Regions from separate parts of the Homo sapiens genome. Here region 2 is linked to region 1. The links are chromatin contacts, found by Hi-C or POLR2A ChIA-PET in ENCODE. All regions are on one chromosome and are shown on one strand. The core of a region is the stretch at or near the end of the contact, and the rest is flanking DNA. Distances in the headings are between cores, read along the strand shown.

Region 1 (4,806 bases), core at 1,098-3,597:
AAGTCTTCCAGGCTCATTAATATTAATACATGTTTACTTTCCATTCACATGTGGGACAAAACAGAGTAATGATTTGCTAATGCCAATGAGCTGAGTACTTAGTTCATTTTACTATGCTGCATACCCTCAATTATATACTAGCAAAAATTAAACCTAAGTAAACAGAATACTCTACACGTCTCTAAAGACAATATTGCTCCACTCACTGAAATAAGACCCAATCAAGGCAAAAAAAAAAAAATCTTTTTTTCCTTCTTAAGTGAATTTCACTAAGAAAGATGAGTCAAGGAACTTTTAACAAATTTGGATTTCCATTTTCAACAAGGTAGGAACCCGTGTACCTCCTCCCACTCACCCCACCTCCAGAGAACTCACAATACTGTTACTAAAATATATTGAATGATGCCTTCCATTGGCCAATTACTTTTAACTGAATGCAATAAAAAGAATCCGCACTTCAAGACCTCACTAACAACTACAATTTTTCCCCCTCTTAAATTTCCAGTTCTGGAAAAAACTCGGTCAGCCCACTAAAAAGCAACTGTAACATTCCTTTTAATCCAGAAAAATAGAGACAAAAATACACCTATTATAATACACCTATTATACACCTATTATAATAACGCAAATATCCATTATACAGCATCAAGGAGAGCACATGCAATAATGGCTGCCATTCCAAGAACATTTTTGTTAAAAGTTACATCGCATGCACAGAAGCTGCTTTTCCAAAAGTAAACATATATTCATTACACTGAGCCTCACTGAAGCATCCTGTTCTTGTAAGGTGAGACTTGTAACCCACCTTTATATACAGAATCTAAAGACAACTGGGCCTTATATTGAACTCGCTCTCCAGTTAACTGTGTTAGTGAGGTTCCAGTACAGTTCCCCAAAGAAAGCAATTTGAATCAATAACCACACCAGTGCTACTCTGAATGTTTGCCAATAAGTAAATAAAATGCCTGACTCCAATATGAAGAACATTTTCCTCCTTCCTGGCTCCCCAGCTCCATTTAAAAATTGTAAACATGAATAGAAAGATAAACTTGAGAACAGCAAAGTCACCCATGCCATCAATAATATCCCTCTAACTCAGTGCCTAATTTTGCAGTTTTCCTCAAACAGGACAGTCTCAACCAGATGCCAGGAATTTAATATGGCTTTTCAAAGATATATCAAACTGTCTGGAATATGCAGTGATGAAAACTGAATATTGCTACTGAAACCATATTTAATTAAACACATGCTTGCTCAGAGCTTCAGAAATAAAGCTACAATGTTTTCTTCCTTGGCTCTCTTAGAAGCCACCCCAACAAGAGAGGGTCACCAGCTGCACTCCTGCTAACAGTTCTATCCTGAGCAACCCTTTCCCATCCACCCCCAAAAAGTTTTACTTTTATCTGTGGAATTCTCTGCCGGCCTCGGCCTGGAAAACTGGGTGGACCCTGAGGACAGGTGTCAGATCTGGCCTTTGGGAGGTGGCCCAAACTGACAAATTATTGGCAGCATAAAGCTATGATCTTTATAAACTTCAGTTTGAGGCTTTATGCCAGTAGTGATTCCCTCCCCGCTCCTTTTTTGAAGAGGGGAGAGAAAGCAAGCCAAAAGGATGAGTTTCAAAATAGAAAAAAATCACCACTTTAATTATGAAACCCTCCCAACTCAACAAAGAACTGTTAAAGGTAGCCAAATGGAAAATGTCAGGAGTTTTTTTTGGCACATGCGCAACTATTAAACATGAGAATTACAACCTCAAGGTGAGGGGAAAAGAGTAAAAAGCAGGAGCAGAAAAGGGGAGGACAGGGCCCAGCCAAAGACCCGTTTGCTCAAAAGGGCCCCTCTTGGTACTAACTCCTCCATGTGGGGCACCCAGGCTGGAGGAAAGCAGAGGGTTACACAGAACATTTAGCAGACTTAACATTGGATTAAACACACTACTGCAAGTTTCAACAAATGTTCATGGCATACGTAAAAACACATTTACAACAAGAAAGAAGAGAGGCACCTGGAGACATCTGACACTGGGCATGCTCTGCAGGCAACTCAGTGCGCACATGCTCTCTACCAGGTTGGCGCAGCCTAGCCACAAAGACCTTGGCACAGAACACTGCAGGATGACAAAAAGGAAGGAAGAGAAGAAGCAGTTAGAGGCCGCAACAAATCACTCCTTCACACAGGCAACTTGAATGTTAGTTGGGGCAGGGGGTGCACCCTTGGCAGTTTGGAGGTTAGGGATGGTCCCAGACAGCTCACTGAAACCTTGGGGGAGGGCCCACTTGATGTTCTATGGAAAGGAGGTTTCTGCTGCCAACCACTAATTTCTCAGGGTACAGTGAATAGAATCAAGAGGGACAGAGAGAATGTTTAAACAAAAACCCACCAAAGGGAACTGTGAAAGTTTGAGTGCAAAACAAGATTAGTGGTGAGATTGTCGACTACAATTTCATCAGTGCCACAGTTTCTCGTCTATGTCACATAACCATAATTGTCATCGTTGTTTAAGAACCTACAAAACCACAAAAAGTGCTATTTGCCCAGCACTTTACATTTGTTCTCTAATCCTCATATCATTGTAAGGAAACCGAGGCTCAAAGGTTAAGTGATTCGCGCAAGGACACACAACAAAGGAGGGGAGAGCCAGAATTTCAAACTTTGGTTTGTCTGCTACCAAAACCCACATTCTTTCCACAAGACTATGATGCTGCTATTGTGAAAACTTATATCACCCCAACTTTTATCATGTGAGTAAAGTTTTGCACCTCCCTAAGGTAAAATCACAGGAGACCTAAAGAATAAGGCAAAAAGAACAAGAAAGATGGGTGACAGACTGATAGATAAAGGCAATAAAAGAGGTGATTTAAAATGCATGATTTTCAGTGTCATCACATCTCCACCTTCCCAAAGGAAAAACATTGGAACGTCATGATTTTCATTTTAGACTTTGTTTACAAAGTCCGTCTGACATGACTAAGAATTAAAAAGCTTATTTAATTTACCTCTTCGATCCTCTTTTAAAAGCTTGCTGATTTTAAAGGAATTAAGAAAAAAAGTAAAATATAAAATGAACATATGTACTACGGCTACTACTTAATAACCATTAGACCATACTGTAAAGTTAATAACCATTAGACCATACTGTTCAATCATTCAGATATAAAGTCAATTAATTTACTATGGCAAAATCAATACTCATGTAACAAAAATTAAAGGTGAGTGTTTGGGTTCAACCAAAACATCCCAGAAGTCTTGGACCCAAGCTCATAAACTTGTTTGTTCTAGCTATAATTAGAATAGCCAAACACCCTCATTTGCCTGAGATAGTCCTGGATGACACTTATTGTCCCCTCATAACTTTCACTCTCAAAAGTGTTCTGGTTTAGTGGATAAATTCTATTATCACCCAACTGCAATACAAACAAAGATAGCTTTGCTTGAAATCAGAGAGACCTGGGTTCCTATCTAGTATCTGTCACTTACTAGTTACAGTTCACCTATGATACACGGAATATTGAGATTACTTAGAAAAGGCATTTAAAGAATACAAAATCAGAGGAACCAAATGGAATAAAAAAATTGAGCAGCTTTCTGGTAGCAATGAAAATGACACACTTCCAAGGTGTGCCTTTATTCCAAAGCCAATACAGTGGCAATATATCATTGAAACTCCAGGTACACAAATTTTGTTGCCTCAACACTTTGCAGAGTACCAACCACAGAAGGTGCTGAATAAAATAATGAAATAAAATAATGAAAGTAGTTGCCATTTATCAAGCTTCTGTTATGTGCTAGACAGCTGAAATAGTAAACTCTCACAATAACCCTGTAAAATAGGTATTATTCCATTTTATGATGAGGAAACTGATGATCAGGAAAGAGATATCAAGCAGAGTCCCATGGAATTTTTTTTCCATTAAGAAAAAAATTTTTTTAATTAAAACAGAAAGGAGAGCCTGATTTGTTAAAACAGCAACACAGACCAGGAATGGTGGCTCACACCTATAATCCTAGCACTTTGGGAAGCCAAGGTGGTCAGATCACTTGAGGTCAAGAGTTGAAGACAAGCCTGGCCAACATGGTGAAACCCCGTCTCTACTAAAAACACAAAAATTAGCCAGGCGTGTGGTGGCACACACCTGTAATCCCAGCTACTTGGGAGGCTGAGACAGGAAAATTGCTTGAACCTGGGAGTCAGAGGTTGCAGTAAGCCAAGACCACGCCACTGCACTCCAGCCCAAGCGACTGAGCGAGACTGCCTCAAAAAAAAAAAAAAGAAAAGAAAAGAAAAGAAAAAAAACCAGCAACTTGTCCAAGGTGCAGGGGAATAAGGGCTAACTGATGGCAGAATTAGGACTAGTAAATTAAACCTGACAAGCTGATTTTCTTTCCACTACAACAAACACTCTCTATCCAGAGATATTCTTACACATGTTTAATAAAAGAATACTTACATCAGCATACATCACAAGTGGATGGGCAAAGAAGAGAGTTTAAGGACTACACCTAGCCAGGTGAGGTGGCTCACGCCTATAGCCCCAGCACTTTGGGAGGCCGAGGTGGTGGGATTACTTAAGCCCAGGAGTTCGAGACCAGCCTGAGCAACATGGTGAAACCCCACCTTTACAAATAATACAAAAGTAGCCAAGCATGGTGGTATGCACCCATAGTACCAGCTGCTCGGAAGGCTGGGGTGGGAGGATTGCTTGAGCTTGGAAGGTGGAGGTTGCAGTGAGCCAAGATCGCAGCACTATACTCCAGCCTGGGCAACAGAGTGAGATCCTGTCTCAACAACAACAACAAAAAAGG
Region 2 (4,806 bases), core at 1,070-3,569, 110 kb after region 1:
CTTACTTCCAGATGGAGGCAGGGCAATCGAGGAAGGCTGCATGGAGGAGGGGATAATGGGGCCATGAAGGATGAGGCCAGATTTAGGTATTCAGAACGGGGTATTTGAGGGGCAGGGATTGGGCAAAGGCAGAGAGGGGGCCTGGTCACCATTCCAGGTCTCGCACCAGCCCCTGCGCTCCCCAGCTGAGGCCAGGGACTCACAAGAAGCTGCTTTTTCTGCGTGTGCTCCTCCATCTTCTGCTTCATGCTTTCCTTCCGCTGCTGTCGGGGGAGCTTCTCCACCTCGTTCTTCACCTGCAGCAGAGACAGCAGAGAGTAGCTGGGTCAGGGTCCTCTCCATGCTTCCTACAGTATAATCTTCAACGCAGAACCCCCGGGCCAGAGAAACCAAAGAAGAGGCTCAGCTTTGCAGCGGCCAGCACCCTACGCGGCTCCCCACCAAGCCCCTCTGAGCAGGTGCTCCACACTGGCCTACTCCTGCCTGCCGCTGGTTTCAGCTTCCAACTCCCCCAGAGTGGGCAGGTGCTGTTTTCAGCAGCTTGGTATCCACCCCCCTCTTCTGGTAACAGCACCTCAGTTTCCTGCAGGGAAGTGTTTCTCAACCTTTTTAAAAAATTACAGTCCCTACAGAAGTTCTTTTAGACATTTTTCCCTAATCCCTCTCCCCCCATGAAATACTAGTCCAACAGACAATATCGTCAATCTGACAAACCATTGTCATATTTCAGTTATTTTGCTTCCTTTAGGGTAACACTAGCCGGGCTGAAAATGCACTTTTTTTTTTTTTTTTTTTTGAGATGGAATCAAGCAATTCTCCTGCCTAAGCCTTCCAAGTAGCTGGCATTACAAGTGTGCACCACCACACCTGGCTAATTTTTGTATTTTTAGTAGAGATGGGGTTTCACCATGTTGGCCAGGCTGGTCTCAAACTCCTGACCTCAAGTGATCTGCCTGCCTGGGCCTCCCAAAGTGCAGGGATTACAGGCATGTGCCACCGCGCCTGGCCGAGAATGCATACTTTAGTATCCCCCTTGTCAGCCCCTGAGGTCCAGGTGAACTGACATCCCTACCCCCGCTGGCCCTGGGCTGAGCATCTGATCCAGGCTGGCCAAGCAGCATATTCCATGCCCTTAGCCTCAGGAACTGATTCAGAGATAAGCACGTGACCCTCACTGGTCCAGTGTGAGCTTTGGGACGTTTGCTGGAACTACTGAAGAAAAGCTACCTGCTGTCCTCTGGGGTTGTTAAACTGGAGGGATGAAGGCCAAGGTGAGTCACCTTGTCAGCCCCTGGAGGGGACTGCCTGAGATGAACTCAGCACAGGGAAGCAATGTCCAGAGATGAGAAGAAGAATCCCTGGCAACACTCCTGCCCTCCTGGTCAGACGCCAGCAAGTGTTCTTTCCTTCTTAAGCCAGCTGGGATTGGGTTTCTGTCTTTTATAACAGGAGGGAGAAGAGATCCATGACACTTCTCTCTAAGGACCTTAGAGTTCCTCAGACAGTTCCTTCCCAAGAAACCCACACCTTCACAGGTGCCTAATAACCCAAAACCTGCATTGACAGAGGGCTCTTAAGAGCATCTGATGGGGGGAAAGGCCCGCCTGTGATCAAAAAGAGAGCATTCCAGGGAGTTCTGGCATGGTGAGGTAAGCCAAGACAGGCTGTGTCTCCTGATAATTACAGTGAAAACTCTGCATCAAATATGAAAGCAGCTACTTGAGGACTCTGAAAACCAAACAAAAGCAGGTGGCACGAAGGGGAGTCAAAACTTGCAGACAAGACTGGTACAGGGGATAAGTTTCCTATTTTTTTTTTCACCCTTTTGCTCTCCTGGCTTTGCACCAATTCCAGACCTGCCCAGTAGTGCAGTAGAAAAGCTGGCTAAAACTCTGTAAGAAACCTTGTGTTTCTGGCCAGAGAACCAGGAAAAGAGGCCTGTGCAGTCCAGTGAGTATGGGATGAATCCCAAAGAGAAGGGCACAGAAGGCCAGGCGGAGTGGCTCACGCCTGTAATCCCAGCACTTTGGGAGGCCGAGAAAGGTGGATCACTTGAGGTCAGGAGTTCAAGACCAGCCTTGGGCAACATGGTGAAACCCTGTCTCTACTAAAAATACAAAAATCAGCCGGGTGTGGTGGCACATGCCAGTTATCCCAGCTCCTTGGGAAGGAGGCATGAGAATCACTTGAACTCAGGCGGCGTAGGTTGCAGTGAGCCGAGATCATACCATTGAACTTCCAGCCTGAGGGACAGAGCGAGACTCCGTCTCAAAAACAAAGAGAAGAGCGCAGGAAAAGGGAAATTCCTAACTGTGTGTGTGAACACAGAGATTCACCCCTGAGCTGAGTATGAGTGAGACAGGTGCCAAGCAGTATAGCAAAAAACAAAAAAAGCAAAGACCCAACTAAACTAACACTGAAACCACTACCCACAGAAGATCAGACAGAACCTGTGGTCTGCAGGGTTTCCTGTTAAACAAAAAACATCTACATTCTTCAAAAGATTATAATACGGACCCACAGTCTACAGAACATAACACTGAAATGTCAGGGATAGCCAGGCACGGTGGCTCACACCTGTAATCCCAGCACTTTGGGAGGCTGGGTGGATCACCTGAGCTCAGGAGTTCGAGACCAACCTGGGCAACATGGCAAAAACCCGTCTCTACAGAAAATATTAATACAAAAAACTAGCTGGGTGTGGTGCCAGTGCACCTGTAGTCTCAGCTACTCAGGAGGCTGAAGTGGGAGGATCACTTTAGCCCAGGAGGTTGAGGCTGCAGTGAGCTGTGACTGCACCACTGCACTCCATCCTGGGCAACAGAGCAAGACCCTGTCTCTAAATAAATAAATAGAATAAATAAATAAATAAATAAATAAATAAATAAATAAATAGAATAAAATGCCAAGGAAACAATAAAAAATTACTCTACATACAAAGAATCAGGAAATAGAACCAATTTTCAAAGAAAAAGGCAATCAATAGATGTCAGCTCCGGGATGACACAGATGTTGGGACTGGCAGAAAGAAACTTTAAAGCAGCTATTATAACTGTACTCCATGAGGTAAAGCCCTTTAATATTTCAAGTATGGAAAGATGAAAGTTCACAGCCCAGAAAAACTATTTTTTAAAAAATTAGAAAATTTAAAACTAAACAATACAATGTCTGAAATTAAAATAAAACAATAGTGGAATGGTGATCACAGAGGAGGGTCATTCATTTGAAGACTGATTAATAAAGATTATATAATATGAATGATAGAGAGAAAAAAAGATGAAAAAGAGGAAGGTTTCAGGAACTTATGGGAAAATTATCAAAAGCTCAATGAAACCCAAACAGGTTAAATTAAAAGAAAACCACCCTCATACATATCATAATAAAACTTGAAAACCAAACACTAAAAAAATTCAGGAGAGTAGTTAAGAGAAATGTGACATATTAACACAGGAAAATAATGACTCCAGTGACCATGGATTCCCCAACAGACACTAGGGAGGCCAAAAGCCACCGGAGTATCATCCTTAAAGTGCTGAAAGAAGGGCCGGGCGCGGTGGCTCACGCCTGTAATCCCAGCACTTGGGGAGGCTAAGGCGGGTGGATCACGAGGTCAGGAATTCAAGACAAGCCTGGCCAAGATGGTGAAACCCTGTCTCTACTAAAAATACAAAAAAATTAGCTGGGTATGGTGACAGGCGCCTGTAATCCCAGCTACTCAGGAGGCTGAAGCAGAGAACTGCTTGAACCCGGGAGGCACAGGTTGCAGTGAGCCGAGATCACACCACTGCACTCCAGTCTGGGCGACAGAGCGAGACTCTGTCTCAAAAAAAAAAAGTGCTGAGATAGGTATGTCTAGTGAAACTATCCTTCAGAAATGAAAGTAAAATAAAGACATTTTCAGATGAAGGAAAGTAGGAAACTTTGTGGTCAGGAAGAAAGGCTACATTGGAAGTTCTTCAGGTTGAAAAGAAGTGAGCTGAGAAGAAAACTTGTATCTTCAGTAAAAAAGAAAGAGTGACAGAAATGGTAAATATCTGGATAAACATAATCAACACTTTTTCCCTTAAGATCTTTAAAATCTCAATGACCATTTAAAGCAAAAGTTGTCACATTGTCTGGTATGGTTTTTAATATATGTAGATATAATACATGTGATAGGCCAGGTGTGGTGGCTCACACCTGTAATGCCAGCACTTTGGGAGGCTGAGGTGGGCGGATTGCTTGAGGCCAGGCAAGACCAGCCTGGCCAACATGGTGAAACCCTGTCTCTAGGCATGAGAACTGCTTGAACCCAGGAGGCAGAGGTTGCAGTGAGCCAAGATCATACCATTGCACTTCAGCCTGGGCGACAGAGCAAGACTCTGCCTCAAAAAAAAAAAACAAAACCAAAAACGTGACAATTATAACAAAATTGAGAAAGTATCAAGAAATTTACATGGTTGTAAAGGTACATTTTACTTAAAGAATTACAATATCAACTCTAAATAGATGCTGAGATAGGTATGTATATTATAATGCCCCAGAGCAACCATTAAACACAAACACACACACACACATAAAATATAAACTAATTCATGAATTAAAAAATAATACTAAAAATATTCAAATACTTCAAAAGGAGGTAGAAAAACAGGGAAGAGAGGAACAAAAACCAAAGGAGACAAAACAGGTAATAATTTAATTAAATATAAATGCCATAAACACCTCTACTAAAAAACAAAGATTTTCAGATGGGATTAAAAAAAATGAAAGCACAACTATATGCTGTCAACAAGAAACCCATGTTAAATATAAAGATTTAGACAG

What was found. Hi-C counts contacts between places; a loop is a spot of excess contacts on that map. ChIA-PET counts read pairs that join two places held with the same protein, here RNA polymerase II (POLR2A). Pooled maps may share reads with other maps.
Region 2: a pooled map shows a loop between it and region 1 (4-fold over the local background). The contact joins two enhancer-like sites. A Hi-C loop is called at or near these places in 7 of 50 pooled maps. POLR2A ChIA-PET finds 5 or more read pairs at or near these places in 5 of 52 experiments (OCI-LY7, RWPE1, WTC11 and 2 more).

Annotation. Positions count from the first base shown.
Region 1 is chr5:171,955,589-171,960,394 of GRCh38, forward strand. FBXW11 (F-box and WD repeat domain containing 11) reads right to left here. Exons shown (of 14, transcript NM_001378974.1): 2 at 2,009-2,110. Among named protein-coding and RNA genes, the nearest start is that of FBXW11, 49 kb to the right of the region's middle. Within about 2 kb of position 2,348, at least 6 of the 41 ENCODE cell types and tissues checked have a DNase peak (open chromatin) inside an H3K27ac peak, as active enhancers do.
Region 2 is chr5:172,064,517-172,069,322 of GRCh38, forward strand. It overlaps STK10 (serine/threonine kinase 10), which reads right to left. Exons shown (of 19, transcript NM_005990.4): 13 at 204-296. Among named protein-coding and RNA genes, the nearest start is that of FBXW11, 60 kb to the left of the region's middle. RefSeq lists an enhancer at 2,253-2,302. Within about 2 kb of position 2,320, at least 3 of the 41 ENCODE cell types and tissues checked have a DNase peak (open chromatin) inside an H3K27ac peak, as active enhancers do.